Regions from separate parts of the Homo sapiens genome. Here region 2 is linked to region 1. A link is a loop called in an ENCODE intact Hi-C map of the cell type or tissue named here. Cell type or tissue: CD4-positive, alpha-beta T cell. All regions are shown on one strand. Each heading gives the region's core, and the rest is flanking DNA. Links, peaks and the distances in the headings are about the cores only.

Evidence for each region. Hi-C counts contacts between places; a loop is a spot of excess contacts. Peaks named below come from ENCODE experiments on the same cell type or tissue, not always from the same donor. Only the 100,000 strongest peaks of a DNase experiment are listed, where the experiment ranks them.
Region 2: it touches region 1 in a loop (2.4-fold over the local background); 2 of 110 quality-filtered maps call a loop at or near these places.

The regions. Positions count from the first base shown.
Region 1 is chr6:45,151,136-45,159,483 of GRCh38, reverse strand. The region is part of intron 2 of SUPT3H (SPT3 homolog, SAGA and STAGA complex component); the gene reads left to right. It also overlaps the pseudogene LOC100420052. Among named protein-coding and RNA genes, the nearest start is that of MIR586, 42 kb to the left of the region's middle. In CD4-positive, alpha-beta T cell, for the core only: no CTCF peak of the experiment used is centred there; a DNase peak (open chromatin) is centred at 3,223.
Region 2 is chr6:44,921,194-44,929,541 of GRCh38, reverse strand. The region is part of intron 10 of SUPT3H (SPT3 homolog, SAGA and STAGA complex component); the gene reads left to right. Among named protein-coding and RNA genes, the nearest start is that of MIR586, 270 kb to the left of the region's middle. In CD4-positive, alpha-beta T cell, for the core only: no CTCF peak of the experiment used is centred there; DNase peaks (open chromatin) are centred at 2,781, 3,911 and 7,561; H3K4me3 peaks cover 408 bases; H3K27ac peaks cover 2,742 bases.

The sequences.
Region 1 (8,348 bases), core at 158-8,157:
AGATCCAAGGATGACAACCTGTCTCTCCGTAAACCCTTTCTCTGGGATGACTATTTTGATCTGTGCCTGAGATAACTGATCATGCTAATTGATTTTGAAGCCTAGAGGCCTAATTAGGCAGCCAATTAAGTAATTTCGAATAGTGACTTCATGATAAGTAATTTGAGCCAGTTACGTTCAGGTGTGCCCAGTAACAATCTTTCACCTCTGTAGAGGTGGAATCAATGTCATTGAATCCCATATTGCATCATTGGAAAATGGGTCTGCTGCATTGACAGTAAGTTAAGTACAGCTTGATCAAATCTGGTCAGTTCAATAGGATATTGTGCTTGAAGAGCAGAGGCTTGACAACCTACGAAGAAAGGTGACTGGAGAACTGAACATCTTGGTCATCCCCTTCAGTGGGGAGGAGAGAATGGGAATGTAGGGACTGGATTCTAACACAACTGCATAGGTCATCCTGACATACTACATTATGGATTTTAGAATGCAGCAGTGATGAACACTCAGTCAAATTGAAATGTGTCTTCCTTGCCATTGGATTTGAGTCCTTTTGCTCTGATTTTTTTGATCTTGTAACCACACTTTCTGATGAGATAGCCCCACTGACCAGCAAGGACCACCTACCTCAGGGTGACTAGTAGTAGTGGAGTGTCTTGTTTTCCCATTACCTACATATTCTTGGTAACAGATGCTATAGAATGTGTTCATATCAGGATATGACCTCTGGTTCTGCACCATCATAGTATAAAATAGGTGAGTGAGTAGGGTGGGCAATAGGAATATTTCTGGAAGCCATTCCTATACTCTGACAGCTAGCGATAACCATACAAGGAAGTGGCTGGGTATGTCTCACCCCAAATCAAAGGTATCCCCAAGTCATCCCTTCCTTAGCAGGATTCCAAAAATGTCTGATCTAGAAGAGTGTTATCCTGTGTAGAGTTCAGATGTTTTGAGGTTGGTGGAGTCAACCCAGAACTTAGAACGTGGCTGTGAACTAGTGTTCCTTCTTCTAGGGCCCAAGATTTACTTTTATTGCCAGTCGTAGGTATGCTTCCTTCTGGACACTACAGTTTATCAAGTTGAACATTACCCTATTTCAGTTGCAGTGAGCCGAGATAGTGCCACTACATTCCAGCTTGGGTGACATAGTGAGACTCCATCTCAAAAAAAAAAAAAAAAAAATATATATATATATATATATATATGTATATTTATATATATAAAATATAGGCATTATCTATCTATCTATCTATCTATCTATCTATCTATCTATCTATCTCTATGGTTTCTACCCAGACCAATTAAATGATTGTAGATCAGAGTCAGGGAAGAAGTGACTCTGTTAGGGGTTGAATTTATAAAATAATTATATAATATATATTAGTATATAAATATATTAATTATAAATTATAATAATTTATAAATAAATTATAAATGTGATTCTTTTTTAAATCCCCTAGAGCATGGATGGGTCATGTTGAGGAGTTATAATTACGTATTATTAATAATTACTATAATTACAGAAATTATAAGTTTAGATATATAGTTTTTAGAATGCTGATCATGATCTATAACGATTCTCATCCTTGGCTACACATTAAAATTACCTAAAAAGCTTTTTAAAAATATAATGCTGGCCGGGTGCGGTGGCTCACTCCTGTAATCCCAGCACTTGGGAGGCCGAGGCAGGCGGATCACGAGGTCAGGAGTTTGAGACCAGCCTTACCAACATGGTGAAACCCTGTCTCTACTAAAAATACAAAAATTAGCCGGGCATGGTGGTGCGCGCCTGTAATCCCAGCTGCTCAGGAGGCTGAGGCAGGAGAATAGCTTCAACCCGGGAGCTGGAGGTTGCAGTGAGCTGAGATAGTGCCACTGCACTCCAGCCTGGGTGACACAGTGAGACTCCATCTCAAAAAGAAATACATATGTATATATATATTTATATATATAAAACATAGGCATCATATATATACATATATGTATGTGGTTTCTACCCAGACCAATTAAATCAGAATCTCTTGGGGTTGGAGTTCTTGGCATTGGTACGTCTTTCAAATCTGTAGGTGAGTCTAATGTGCAGCCAAGTTGAGAATGACTGGTCTTGTCATACATTATAAATGTATGATCTGATGATACATTATAAATGAAATGTTAAATAATATATTGATTTTTGGAGGTTGGTTCTTAAATACTGTTTTTAAAAAGAATGTTTCAAAATATAAAAATTGATAACCATTTTTCTTAATCATATGTTGCTTGTTAAGCCTCTCCAATTATTATGAGATTATTGAAACTCTTTTCTACGATGTTGTATATAAACATAGTCCATGAAGTTGAATACATTTGTGAAGTTAAAAAAAGGATGGGAAGATTTCACCAGTGTTTTAACAGAAATAAATAATATTTTTGCCAGATGATTGCATTTTCATGGAAAATTATTGGAAGTTGCATTCCTTTAACTTATTAATGTTCTCTGATCAAATCAACAGATCAAGTATAGGTGGTAGTTTCTGTTAAGTTCTTTACACATGTGTCTTGATTTCAACTAGATTATCCAAGTCTCACTTTTTTTTCACTAAAACCATAAAAATTATGGTACTAAATCATGGAATTACTTCATTAAATGTCTATGTGTCAACAAATATTTCACACTAGCTTTGGAAGTTATTGTAAAAAGTGTTCTGATAAAAAAATCAAAAACTTCATCATTCTAAAATATATATATATATTAAGAGAAAACCAAGGGTTTTAAAAATATAGAATGGGGACATTTTAAAAAACTCATTTCTTGTTATACTCATAAACTTATTTATGTTTCTTTGGGTTAACAGATGAATTCTGCAAAGCTGACACTGATTTAACATTTTTATAAACAAAGATTCCAGAAATTTATTGAAATTATATTAATTATATTAGTATTAGAACAGAAAATATATATTATTATATTAGTATCAGAACAGAAAAGGGAAAGAAAAGGGAGCTAGCATTTTGAAATTTATGTTAGTCATTGAGCCTATGCCTTTAAATGTGACAGCAAAGGTTATCGTAAGAAGTGTTTGCATTGTATCTTTTGACCACTCTAGAACTCAGGAAGGATGCAACAGTTTTGTTAGTTAAAAAACACTATACAAATGTTGAGGATATCTGCATGACCTTAGGAGACTGAAAGCATTTTTGTCATCCTGTGATAAGAGTAAAACCAGGTGGCTGTATTCTGTGGCTTAGGATGTGGGTTTCTTTGTTTCTGATAGTCTCAGACACTGAGAGAAACAAGTTACATATGCAAAATGAGCTTATGCTCATGCTTAAAATGTTTTTAAGCATCGTGTAGCTTGGTAGCATAATTATTGGCCATAGAATCTTCCATTGGCTGTTTTTTTGTGACAAGCTATTTTCTTTTTTCTTCTTCTTTTTTAAATCCCCTAGAACATAGATGGGTCATGTTGAGAAATTATAAACATATTATTTACTCTAAGAGGTAATGAGTTTGGCTTTATTGTCCTTGAATTTGAACGTTAGATGAATTATTTGCTGTAAGGTATAGTTCAAAAATATAAATTTGCCCATTTTTGGGTAGATTGGCCTATCATTTATATATAAGTGAACTTTTACTGGTTTCTTCAACAGAATGCTTCATAGTAGCTTCAAGTTAGCTCCATTGCCCTAATATGTGGGGGTTTTCCTGAGTACAGTGACCCTGGAATCTCAGTCTTGCCCCTTAGTCCTTTTCCCCTTATTTATCTATAATTATGTAACAGTGAAAAGGAGGCGTAGCATGACTAACTCCATTTTTGTTCCTAACTCCCCATCCTTCATGCTCTCTTTTAGGTTAGCTGCTTTTGCTTATCTTTGTACATAGGCCAAGCTAACTATGGGAGGAATTTAGCTTATAGTTTAAAGCAAGGATGATAATAGTCCCTTCCTTGAAACTAACTCCTGAGGAGATAAGGAGGGTTTACACAGAAGTAACAATGTAGTGTTAAAAGATTTGTTGAAGCATTGTGACCTGACCAAGGACAAAGAAGTTTCAGTCTTCTTTGACCGTCACTGCTGCCCACATCAGCCCCTTCCCTCATCTCCCTTTCCCCCACATAAAAGGAGCCTAAAATTCATATTAACTTAAGATGGTTCTTTAGGACACTAGTTCACCATCTTCTTGGTATGCTGGCTCTCCAAATAGAAGTCACTTTCCTTGCCTCTTGACATCTTGGCTGTCATGTGGCAAGTGGTAAGAGCTTTGAACTTCGTTACAATTCATTGTAAAACAACATTCTCAATTAATTGGTTATGAAGCAAAGTCTACTTAATATTTTATGAGAATATTTATGGTTCAACATATATATTTGAAATAGGAAGTTAGAGCTATCTTAATCACACATTCTAATGAGCCCAGTAAGATGCATTTTTTGTTTCACACTAATTTTGTTGTGCCATTTTTTTCAAACCTAACTTTTTTCCTTCTAAGATGAACAGAGTTTCACTCCAAATTGCAGATCAAACACTACCTTCTCCACGGAAGTCATGTACTGACTGTCCATATTATCAGGCACGTAGGTACAGAGGCCAAGGGAGAGCTTCCCCTTTGCCCTCTGAAGGTTCTCTGAAAATGAACTGACAAAAGGCAGATTAATAGGGGAAAGGGCATACACGTTTATTTAACAGGTATAACACAGGGGAATTGCAAGAGAATGATTACCCAATAACCCAATGAGGTTTAGATGCTACATATTCTTCCTCATTGGGGATAGGGTTGATGGGTGCAGGGCAGGATGTAGGAGTAAATGATTTTTAGGGGATATGAATGAGCCTGAAGAACAATGGCCTGGGACTAAGTTCCTCTGAACTGGAGTCAAGGAGCAGGAAGGTGAGAAGCACAACTTCACTGTGAACAAAAGTTGTCCTATTATGCACATAAATTCCCTCAGGTAATCTCTAGAAGCTGCTCTCACAATAGATGAAAAGTCTATGTGAGCATGGTGACTACTCACTGAAGTTTTCTCTCTTCTCTAGTGGTTAATTGGTCTTGATTATTTGATGAGATTCTTGGGAGGAGGTCTGTTATTTTCTGAGCCACAACACTGGCATAAGATACCTTTCTTAGCCTTGATGCCATTCTTGGAAGTTTTCTTCTTCTTCTTTTTTTTAATTGTTCAGTCATTTCTTCATTGAACAGACATTGACTAAGCATCATCCTCCAATTGTTTCGTTTCAAACACTTCCTAGAATCCTTCCTATATAGTAGGTGTGAAGTAAATAATATGTGAATTAATTGACTATATGGATTTCAAGCTACTTGTGTTTTAAGCTAAGTAGGCAAAACCAAAAGTATTGATTGACCTTTGGGATTTTCTTTATTTGAAATTAGTTCTAACATAGGAGGACTAAGCGCTTTTTTTTTTTTTTTTCTTGAGACAGAGTCTTGCTCTGTTGCCCAGGCTGTAGTGCAGTGGCGTGATCTCAGCTCACTGGAACCTCCGCCTCCCGGGTTCAAGCGATTCTCCTGCCTCAGCCTCCCGAGTAGCTGGGTCTACAGGCATGCACTAGCACGCCTGGCTAATTTTTTTGCATTTTTAGTAGAGACAGGGTTTCACCATGTTGGTTAGGCTGGTTTCGAACTCCTGACCTTAACTGATCCACCCGCCTCAGCCTCCCAAAGTGCTGGGATTACAGGCGTGAGCCACCGTGCCCGGCCTAAGCTCTGATTTTTTATCTTGCCCAAATTCCAACCTACAGGCATGTGCCACCACTACTGGCTACTTTTGTATTTTTGGTAGAGGCAGGGTTTCACCATGTTGGCCAGGCTGGTCTCGAACTCCTGACCTCAAGTGATCCATCAGCCTCGGGCTCCCTAAGTGTTGGGATTACAGGTGTGGGCCACTGTGCCCAGCCAACATTATCTTTTGACCTATCTTTGTTAACACAAATATGCACATTTTTCATTTAATTTTTAATAATGTATTATAGTTCCTATGCAGGTTGAGTCATCAGTTTCTTTTCCTTGTTGCCTTATTAATTTTACTTTATTATTGAGAGTTGTTTCACAAACATGAGACATATATTCTGATATCTACTTGTTGTTCCTATTAAGTGATTAATTATTGTTGTCCCTATTAAGGGACTAATTTATTCAACTAACATTATTGTGTGCCTATCATGCCTAAGGCATTGTTCTGGCCACTAGGGCTACACTAGTGAAGAAGATGAAGGTTCTGTCTTCATAAAGCTTACATTCTAATGGCAGAAGTAGACAACAAACAGATACATGATATTATGTCTGATAGTGGTAAGTCCTAGGAAGAAAAATAAAGCAGGATAAGGGGATGGAATATGATAGAAGCTGATATTTTCAATATGATGACCAAGAAAGGCCAATCTGAAAGGTGATATTTGAGCTAAGATCTGAATGCCATTATGCCAGAATGCCCTAGATACTGCTATATTGCTCTTCCTGTGTGAGAGAATAGCAAATGTAAAGATGTTTAGGGAGGAATGTATTTGGTGTGTTTGAGGAACATCACAAAGGCTATTTGGTAAGGGTAGAAGGTATATATAGATGAGGGCAAAGAAGCCAGACCTTGTAGGGCATGATCAGGAGTTGTGATTTTATTTAAATGTATATATATTTTTTTACTTAAAGGATTTTGATTAGGAGAGCATATGATTAAATTTAAAAGGATTACTCTAGGAGCTGGGTGTGGTGGCTCATGCCTGTAATCCCAGCACTTTGGGAGGCTGAGACGAGTGGATCACTTGAGGTCAGGAGTTTGAGACCAGCCTGGCCAACATGGTGAAAACCCGTCTCTCCGAAAAATAACAAAAATTAGCCGGGCGTGGTGTTGCACACCTGTAGTCTAGTTACTCGGGAGGCTGAGGCACGAGAATCACTTGAACCCGGGAGGCACAGGTTGCAGTGAGCTGAGATAGGACTACTGCACTCTAGCCTGGGCAAGAGAATGAGACTGTGTCTCAAAAATAAAAATAAAAGGATTCCTCTAGCTGCTTTGTGGAGGAAACACATCAGGTGGGACAGAGGTGAAAGCAGACAACCAGATAGACGTCTACTAGAACTGCCCAGGCTAGAGATGATAGCAGCTTCGCTTAAGGCATTAGCAGTTGGAGATGTGAAAATTGATTGCATTGTGGAAATAAATATTCTAAAGGTAGCTCGCAAGATTTGCTAATAGATCTGATGTGGTGCACAAGAAAAAGCAAAATGTTGGAGATGATTTTAAGGCCTTTGGGCTTAAGAATTGGGAATGGTGGTGCCAATGAGATAGTGAGGAACTACTTTTGGAGAAGAAAATTAAGATTTTCTTCTTAATTTTGGGTGTGTTCTGTTTATGATACCAAGTTAGCAGTGGGATCAGAGAGTCCAGAATTCTGGGGAAAAGTTAGCATAGAAGTTTGGGAATCGGCTTATAGATGGTATTTAAAGATTTGGGACTAGATGAGGTCACCTAGAAAGTATATGTAGATATAGAAGAGAAGTTGATCTGAGAATTGAGCCCTCAGGAACAAGTTAATGTTACAAGAACAGAAAGAGAACCAACCAAAGAAACTGAGAAGATGCTGCTGTTGAGATAGAAGAAAACCAGTAGAGCATGGTGTCCCAGCAACCAAATGAAGAAGGATTTCAGAAAGGAAAGACTGAACTGTTTTAATGCTAAGGGCCTTTATCACTGGGCTAACTTAGCTAGCCTATTGGTAGACAATACTTGCCTAGAAAAGAGAAACTTGATATAAATTGATGTTAATTTTAAAAATACTTTGATTTAGAAAACAGTTACAATTATGAATTAGAATTACATTTTTACGTCATAATTAATTACCTGTAAGATTTAATGCCCAGTGTTGGAGGAAGGTTAAACACTTTTAACTTGTTTTAAAGTGAGTACAGTTAACTTTCTGTTTCTAAGGGCCTGATTTAAGCATTTCTTTGCCCAGCTTCACTCCATTATAATCTAGTCTTTGTGTGATAGTCTTAAATGGCTACATATTTCTAAGAATATCAGTTTGATATGAGCAATCTTAATTACAGATAATCTGAAATACTTTTGTCAATATGAGTGCTATATATGGTGGTATATGGGCTTTCAATCTTTTTGAAACTTGCTTAACAGAGGATATTTGAAAATAGATTTAGAATAGTGTTTGTAGAAATTAGCCAATTAGAATAGTTTTTTCCCAACACTGAATTAAAAATACTAGATGAAAAAATAAAGCTTTTTATAAGTACTAAAATTTATTAAGAGTTTAGTTTGAACTCATTTAGTTTACTATCTGCATACCCACTTTTCTCTTTTCAAAATTTTTCAAAAATTTTGTCCTGTAAATAGCCATAA
Region 2 (8,348 bases), core at 274-8,273, 230 kb after region 1:
TGTAAAATGTACTTCATAAATTAAAATGCCAATGAACAACTAGTTTATATTTATGAAGCATAGAGATTTTGTCTTCATAGCATGTCATCCCAAATCTAGAGTTTTTGGTATATATTTAAATGTAACATCTAATTTAGAATACCCATAACAATGTGTATATATATATCCATTTACCAATAATTTGATATTGTTAATAGTTTACATGGAAACATAATTCAGATACTATATTTAAAAATCTGCTTTTAGCGAGTCATCTTTCTGTCTACTTTATGACTTCTGAAATAATTTTATACCAAATGACATGATCAATTTCAGGAATATAATTCATTATATAAAGAATTGTAAGTGAATTTTTCACCTTAGGAATTATTTAAAGTGATAGAAGAAAGGAATACTTAAAGCCATGTTAGCTGGGGAAGAAGGAGAAGAGTACAAACAATGCTTTGAATTGTAGTAGCTCCTGGAGTAGGAAGTACACAGGGAGAATGGCATAAACATCAGTCACCTGCCACACACCTGTGAACACCACATTCATGTGTGCTGTGGAGACACACACCATCCGTCCCCACTCAGTGGTTAACAACAGTACTCTCTTTGGCATATTGGTTTTCATTGGTGATTTGTTTCTTTTCTTTTCTTTTTTTTTTTTTTTTTTTTTTGAGACGGAGTCTCGTTCTGTCGCCCAGGCGGGAGTGCTGTGGCGCGATCTCCGCTCACTGCAAGCTCCGCCTCCCAGGTTCACGCCATTCTCCTGCCTCAGCCTCCCGAGTAGCTGGGACTACAGGCGCCCGCCACTGCGCCCAGCTAATTTTTTGTATTTTTAGTAGAGACGGGGTTTCACCGTGGTCTCGATCTCCTGACCTCGTGATCCGCCCGCCTCGGCCTCCCAAAGTGCTGGGATTACAGGCGTGAGCCACCGCGCCCGGCCCTTGTTTCTTTTCTGTATTCTCATTTATTCTCAATCCTACACAGAAGATAAGAGAAGGTATCTTACCTTCTTAAGTAATTTTCCTAAGTCAAGCTATTCATTAGATTAAATTAAATTAAACCAGAGCTAAGATTCAGGCCTTCCAACCCCTAGCTTCAAACACTTTCTCCTGAAATACACACTTTTGCAACTGTGCCCACCGTACCTCACTTTCTGTATACACACTCTAAAGAACCTTTAGAGAAACTAATTTTACTTTTTTGCTTCTTGTTTGTTTTTCTTAGTTCTAAAAATCACTTCAGATTCTATGATCTGCAGTATTCTAGAGTGCTTTTGCAACCTAGAATGTCCTGAGTGATTTTGATGCTTGCCATCTTATATTGCATTTTTATTCATAGTAGTTGATAATATGTGAAGTTATATTGTGTGGTGATTAAGAACTTCGATCCTGGAGCTAAATGGCTAGGGTCCAGATCCCAGCCCTGCTACCTACAAGCTGAGTAGCCTTACACAGGTTTTTTCACCGCTTTATGGCTGTTTCCTCATCCCTAAAGTGAGGATATTAGATTATACTTCATAATAGGATTTAAGAAGTACTGTAAGAACTAAGCTCTTAATAAATTATATTAGTAATAGTGGAAGTAGTAGTAGCTATGGTATATTTTTTAAAAGACATAAATAATACAAAGTAAGCGGAAACCATTCCACTCAACCACACTCAAATGCGTGTGCCTGTGCACACATATGTACACACCGAGCCTATCTGGCCTTACTCTATAAGCCCGGAAAAAAACTAAAAATTTCAATAATAATGTGGTTTGTTTATGGACTAATAGTTTGTACCATTGAAATTTAAATACCATGTAAAAATTATTGTTCCTGAAAATATTCATTTTTACTCTTTGGATTAATAACGGCTAAAGAATATAATTGTTTTTTTAATCACTGATCATCATAAATAAGTCTTAGCAACTGAGTGTACATACTTACCACCCGATTTTTTGCATACCAGCTAGGTTTTGCATACTAGCTCTGTGGAACAGAAATCTAAAGAACAAATGGGTGACCTAATTTATAAAGTTTCTTCAATTTCAGTGTTTGTGATTTTACATATTTGCATAAGTTATTGAAAAGGTTTTCAGAAATTGATGAATATATCAAAGTTGATACATTTTTTAATTACTGGGCTTATTTTTCTCAACTTTTAAAGTTTCTTCAGTTTACTCATTATGAAAGAAATGCTACTGTTAGAAAATTACGAAAATATAGAAAAATAAAGAATAGAATAAAACTTACATCCTAGAGATAACTACTGTTAATATATCACTACCTTTTCATCCTGCCCTTTTTCTTTGTATATACATATTAATAATTTAGCAAAATTGAGATTATTCTAATATTGTTACTTATCATTTTATAGTATATTATGTAGTCCTTAAAAACATGATTTGTAATAGCTTCATAATACACATTATACATCTAACTGTACCTTTATTCACTTAACCATTCCATTTTGTTCTTTATTTAGGTTATAAATAGTGATAGTGGATATTCTTGTATGTAAATATTTATCCATCTATCTAGTTGTTTCCTTATGATAGATTACTAGAAGTGAAATTCCTGGATCAAAGGATTGGACCTTTTAAATTTCCTGATAATCTTACCAAAATAATTCTTAGAAAACATGAATGACTTCATAATTGTATAAGTGGTATATGAGAGTATAAACTCAAATCAGCGTTGAATATTATCAGTTTTATTTTTGTCATTTTCCAGGCAAAAATAAAGTAGCAACTATAGCAGCTAATATTTGTTGAGCACTCATGCATCATGCACTGCACTGTACTGACTCACACAGGCCTCATGACGACCTTAACAAATAGAAACTATTGTTAATTTATAGATGAGAAAACTAACAGACTGTTACTAGCCTTCCCAAGTTAACATACAGCTAGTGAGTGATAGGATATTTTTGTTTTAATTTGTATTTGATAACTAATGATATTGAACATTTTTATATATTTACTAATAATTTGTATTTCTTTGAATTGAATTATGTCTTTGCCATTTTTTGTAGGGCATTAGATTTATTTGTATGAATCTACTAACTTATGTGAATAAATTTTTGTAATTAAAAAAATTTTTAAGACATTTATCAGTCATGAACAGTAAAACTTTTTGTCAGGTTTGTTGCAGGTATTTTTCCCAGTTCTCCATTTATCTTAATTTTTTTCTAATTCGATATGTTTTCAATATATAGGATTTTATGTAGTTAGGTCTACTGGTATTTTCCTCTATAATATTCCGTTGTCTTAAGATTTAAAAAATTGTATAACCTGAGATTAAATACACATCTGTATTTTTAATTATTTTTTATTCAACTATAATTCTACATTTTTATCTAATATATGGAATGAGAGTTTCTATAATATAAAAACTAAATATCAAAATATGCCAATCAATTAAATGAGTAATCTATCCAGTTCCTATTTATTAGGATTACTTTATTTATCATCTGTTAAATTACTACAAGCGTATCGCGGGTCTTTCTGTTTTCTATTCTGTATTATTTTCCAAAATTATTGATAATGTTTTGTATGTACTACCTGAATATATAAAGAATACAATATTGAGGAAGGGCCTCAGGGTCTAAAAATGGGTGTAACAAAGGTTTAAATGAATTGTCCCATCAGAAAATTCATTGGCATTTGTTTGAAGAATATTTTTTTCACAACCTAAAAATTCAAATGCTTTTGAATGGTAATGGTAATGATTTTAACAAAAACATTCTTAGAATTTACTTGTTCAGGGTTAGAAGTAAAGAGCATTTTAAAATGTTATGATTAGAGCATTTGGTGTTTTCTCTCAGAGAAAATAACTCTGAGGGGTAGTCTAGTGTTCTCTTATGTCACAGGGAAGGTGGTCAGACATGTTTTATCTAGATCTTCACTATTTACAAGCAGTGGGTGGTACCCATGGTTACCTACTCAAGCCTAGCTCTCAATGGGAAGTGCTGTAAATTGCTGATATAAACCCAGGTCTGTAATTTTGAAAGCCAGAGAAAGGAAACTGTGTTTGCCGAGTGTGATGACATAATCCCATCTGTAATGCCTAAATCTATTTTAGTTTCTCCTGATATTCACAGTAGAAAAATGTTAACCCTCTGAACTTGCATGTTATCAGGTAACTTTCTATTGAACTAGAATAGTGAGACAATAAAATTGCTCATTTAAGCATGGTCATTAACCTGAATAATACCTTAAGTGCATCTGTAGAAACAAATCTCTAGTCCTTACTGGAGAGGACTTGAGCTAGCCAGTTAGTCTGGACCTCTGAGAAGCTTTGTGCTGTACCCAAAGACACTTTGCAAGTGCATGACAGAACTAACCCTAGAATCCAGCCTCCTGACTCTCAGATTACTGTGCCCATTTACTTTGATGTAAATTTATTAGAGGGTACTAGAGATGTTTTCATATCATTAGTTTAGGGATGTTCATAATGGACTAATAGGGATCGAAAATATGAAAAATTTTTAAAGAATTCTTCACATTGAACTTTTAAAAACAAAAGTGGCATGGCAGATTGTTTTGATCATTTTGATCTAGAATTTCATATTTGCAAATATTTATGTCATGAGCACATTAGGTTTGTCTGCATCTTATGTGTTCAACCTGGAAAATTAAATGTCACAAAATATTAGAATAATTTTCAAATGTAAATACCAAGTAGAAATTGGGTAGAAATAAATTATATGTGTTTTTACTGGAAGTGAAAATTTTCATAATAAATTTTTTGAGAGTACTAAATCTATTATTACAGATTGGAAACCAAACATATGTTTAAAACTGTAGGCCACTGATCCTAAGGAAAAAAATTAACATGTAGCATATTTATCATATAAGAATAACCTGAAAGTGAGTATTTCCCAGAAAGATATGAAACATTTAATTTAATTACTTTTAATTTTAATCACCAGAGCCTTTTCTGTGTACAGCAGCTAAATACTCTATGGCTTACTGGTACCATAGGCTTCAATAAATTCTTACTAATCCTACCCATTAAACTTTTTCTTTATTGGTTGACCTGTATTCTTAACTCTTTCAGTGGTTTTATTCTAAAACTACAGCATTTCCTAAACTAAATTCTGTAGAAGACAAGTATTCCAAGAGGTATTAAGTCTGTATTTGTGTAAGGAAGATCCACTCTTAAAATTTCACTCAGTAAGTATAGGTGTATTTTGAAGTCAAAGTTATGGATGACAGTTGGAATATTATATCCATTAATGTCCACTTTATTTTTGTATATTTTTAATTGCACAGCATTGAAAAGAGTTTGATTCAAAATACAGCCGTTTTTAATAATGTGCTATACAGGCCTGCAAAAGTCTTGGTGCAAAAGAAATAGTAAAAATTATTTGTTTGAAAGTTGTTTCACTAACAATATCTGGCACGTGCTTCCATTTCTAAACTGGAAAGTGTTTAGAGGGAATCAATATATGGATTTCTTATCCAGCATAATTCTTCAAGGTTTTCTGGAAAATATTTTTAAATGAATCTTAAAACACTGTAAGCTACTTAAAGATGTCACAAAGAAAATCTCCGTCATCTGAGGATCCTTCTCTGACAAATATTTATTGAAGTTTGAGAGTTAAATTTATTTTGCTTCGTCTATTGAAACCATATTTGGTGAACTTCATTTTCCGCTATTGTAAGCATAACATCATGAGTCTACATTGCCAACTGGAGTTCTATTATAAAATTGTTTATTGTTTTTTTGTTTTTTGTTTTTTTTAATCAGCAGGCAGATGTGGGGAGAAGGGAAGAGAGATCTTATCTCATTTAAACTCTCTGCAGCAATATCTTACCTTGGGGCAGCCAGTACATTTGTTTATAAGAAATTATTCAGTTCTGTTTTGAAAAATCCTGGTATTGCCAATAACTAATGTTTGTCTCTGTGGTATACAGTGACTGTTCAAACACATTTTACTCTTTCCTGCTTTCACTTTGTGTTATTAGTAAACACCTGAAATTTAGTTCAGCACAGGACATACATCCTGAGGTGATAGACTTACTTGCACAATTTTATTCAGAGTATATTTGGGCTGCTTTAAATATCAAAAACAAAACCTAAATTCCAAGACGTAACTTACTAATCAACAGAACAATTATGAAAAGTTCAAATATAAAACAGTGGATGACATAACCTTTATTTGGAGTAGCACAAAAATTGTGATAGACATTCAAACCAAACATCTATGGAGACCCTAGAATACTCCAAAGAATCCTAGAATTTTCAGGAACATAGTCTGGAAAAGCAAATCACTTTTCTCTAATGGGGGACATAAAGCAGCAATGAAAGATGACAGTCTTAATCATCCCTCTGTATTTTCTCCAAGTTTATATATTTCAAAGTCTTTTTAAATTGGTAGTACTTCAAGAAATCTATTTTTGTTATAACAGGTATACTGTATCTTGAGGAATAGAGGAAGAATTTGATCATGAGTGCAAGGAAAGGGGTAATTTATACCAAATAGAAACCTTTTGAGTGGAATATTCTAAAAGGACTAAATCTTGAGGTTTAAATGTTGTTACAGTTTCTGGGTTTTTGCTGTCTTCTGGAGGAATGGAAATCGAATGAAGAAAATCCTTGGAGTGACTCTGAAAAGGAAAATATGGCTTTAAAAAAATTACAGGATTCTTTTAACTCATGAATTCATGAAAGCAGCACAAGGATTAGCCAGGAGAAACTAAACTAAGTTGAGCTATTTCTAAATTTTAAAATTGTGCTGTAAAAATGGCAAGAAACTTCTTTAAAGTCTATGAAGAAACAAGAAGATTATAAATACTCAGATAGATGACTCTTTCAGTACATTAAGTTGCTCATGTTGACCTAGCAAAAATATTATTTTCATTTTTTAAGTATTTTATATACAAATTAGTTGAATATTAGAAAAATAACATATCAGTTCTATTTAAATAGATTATTTATTTACTATTGCCAGAAACATCTAACATTCATAAGTGTGTTTTGTTTAAGTGAAGCATTTGTATACTGTTTTATTGATAGTGTGACAAAAAAATCCCCTCCAAATACCTGTGATGAGAGCCTGTTGAACTGTAGGTGATTTACTTTTTGGTGATTTCTTAAATAGTGTTACATAACTTTAGTCAACAAATGTAATCATTGAAATGTCCTTTAATTTACTGATGTAGCTGCAAAGTTAATCCCAGAACATAATAAGTGGATTGTTTTAAATAGGAAATTTGCACCTTTCAAAAATGAAACTGATACCTTACTCTTATTGTGCCCAACATATATTTAAGACTATATGCAAGTTAGTTAAAATGTGCGGGAAAAAAATAATTATGCCTTGTTTTCCTAACCAGTGTTTTAATTATGATTTGATTTAAACCAAATCCCCTAGGCTATGTATGCACAGATCAAATCTCCCATCCCCACATACTGCCTCTGCATGACTCTAGGATGCGAGAAGAGAAAATTCATAGTCCATATGTCAGTCAGATGTTAATTTTTGCCCTGGCACCTGGATAGGTTCTCCCACCTGATTAGAGTGCACTCGCAGCTCTGGGCATATGCCCAATAGGTGGAGTATGCTCTCTAGATCAGGAAATATTTTGACTGATTAGTTGGCAGAGGTCATGAGGACAGAGCCCAGTGTCAGGCTCTGAGTTTGCCCAGGCGCATTCAAGGTGACAGTTGGGCTGCTGTGCCTCTCTGGTGGAAATAGCAGGGAGGGAGTATTTGAGTTGACTTTCTGGCTGCAGAAGTTCACAGCCTGGCCTACAGATTTCTGTCAATCCAATTCAAACACTTGTGTAGATTTTACAGTTTCCAGTAGAGACGTTAGAGACTACATTTCTGGCTCTGATTTCACTCTATATTCCTGATCTAACCCAAAAACCCATACCTGTATTCAAGACTAATTAGGTAAGATCCTAATAAGTAAATGAGTTATAGTTGACAAATATTTCTCATCCAAGCAGGGTTTTGGTGTTCAAAAGAGAAAGAGAAAAAAGAAAAGAGAGCTAGCTTGGTTTCTACACTGTGCTTTTCTCTGAAGCCACTGTCTAAAGAAGAAAGTATTAGGGGTTGATCTTCATGTTGGTGACCTAACTTTGCCTTAATTTTTGATGGCAAACAATGTCTATCGTTCACACAACCAGCTTGCAAATGGTTAAAATAAAAAATTAAGGAGGCAGGGCAAGACTGTGTACTGCTATGAGTCAATCTGTCACCCACCACTGCTAGAAAAACAATCCAAAGTACATGCCTTCCTGATAGAATGAAAGCACACTTCGCATACAAAGGACAGCACTTGATTTTTGAGTATGGACAAGAATCCGTATCTGTACAACTGAACTACATGTGACCATTATTAACATCCACATGTGTCCTGAGA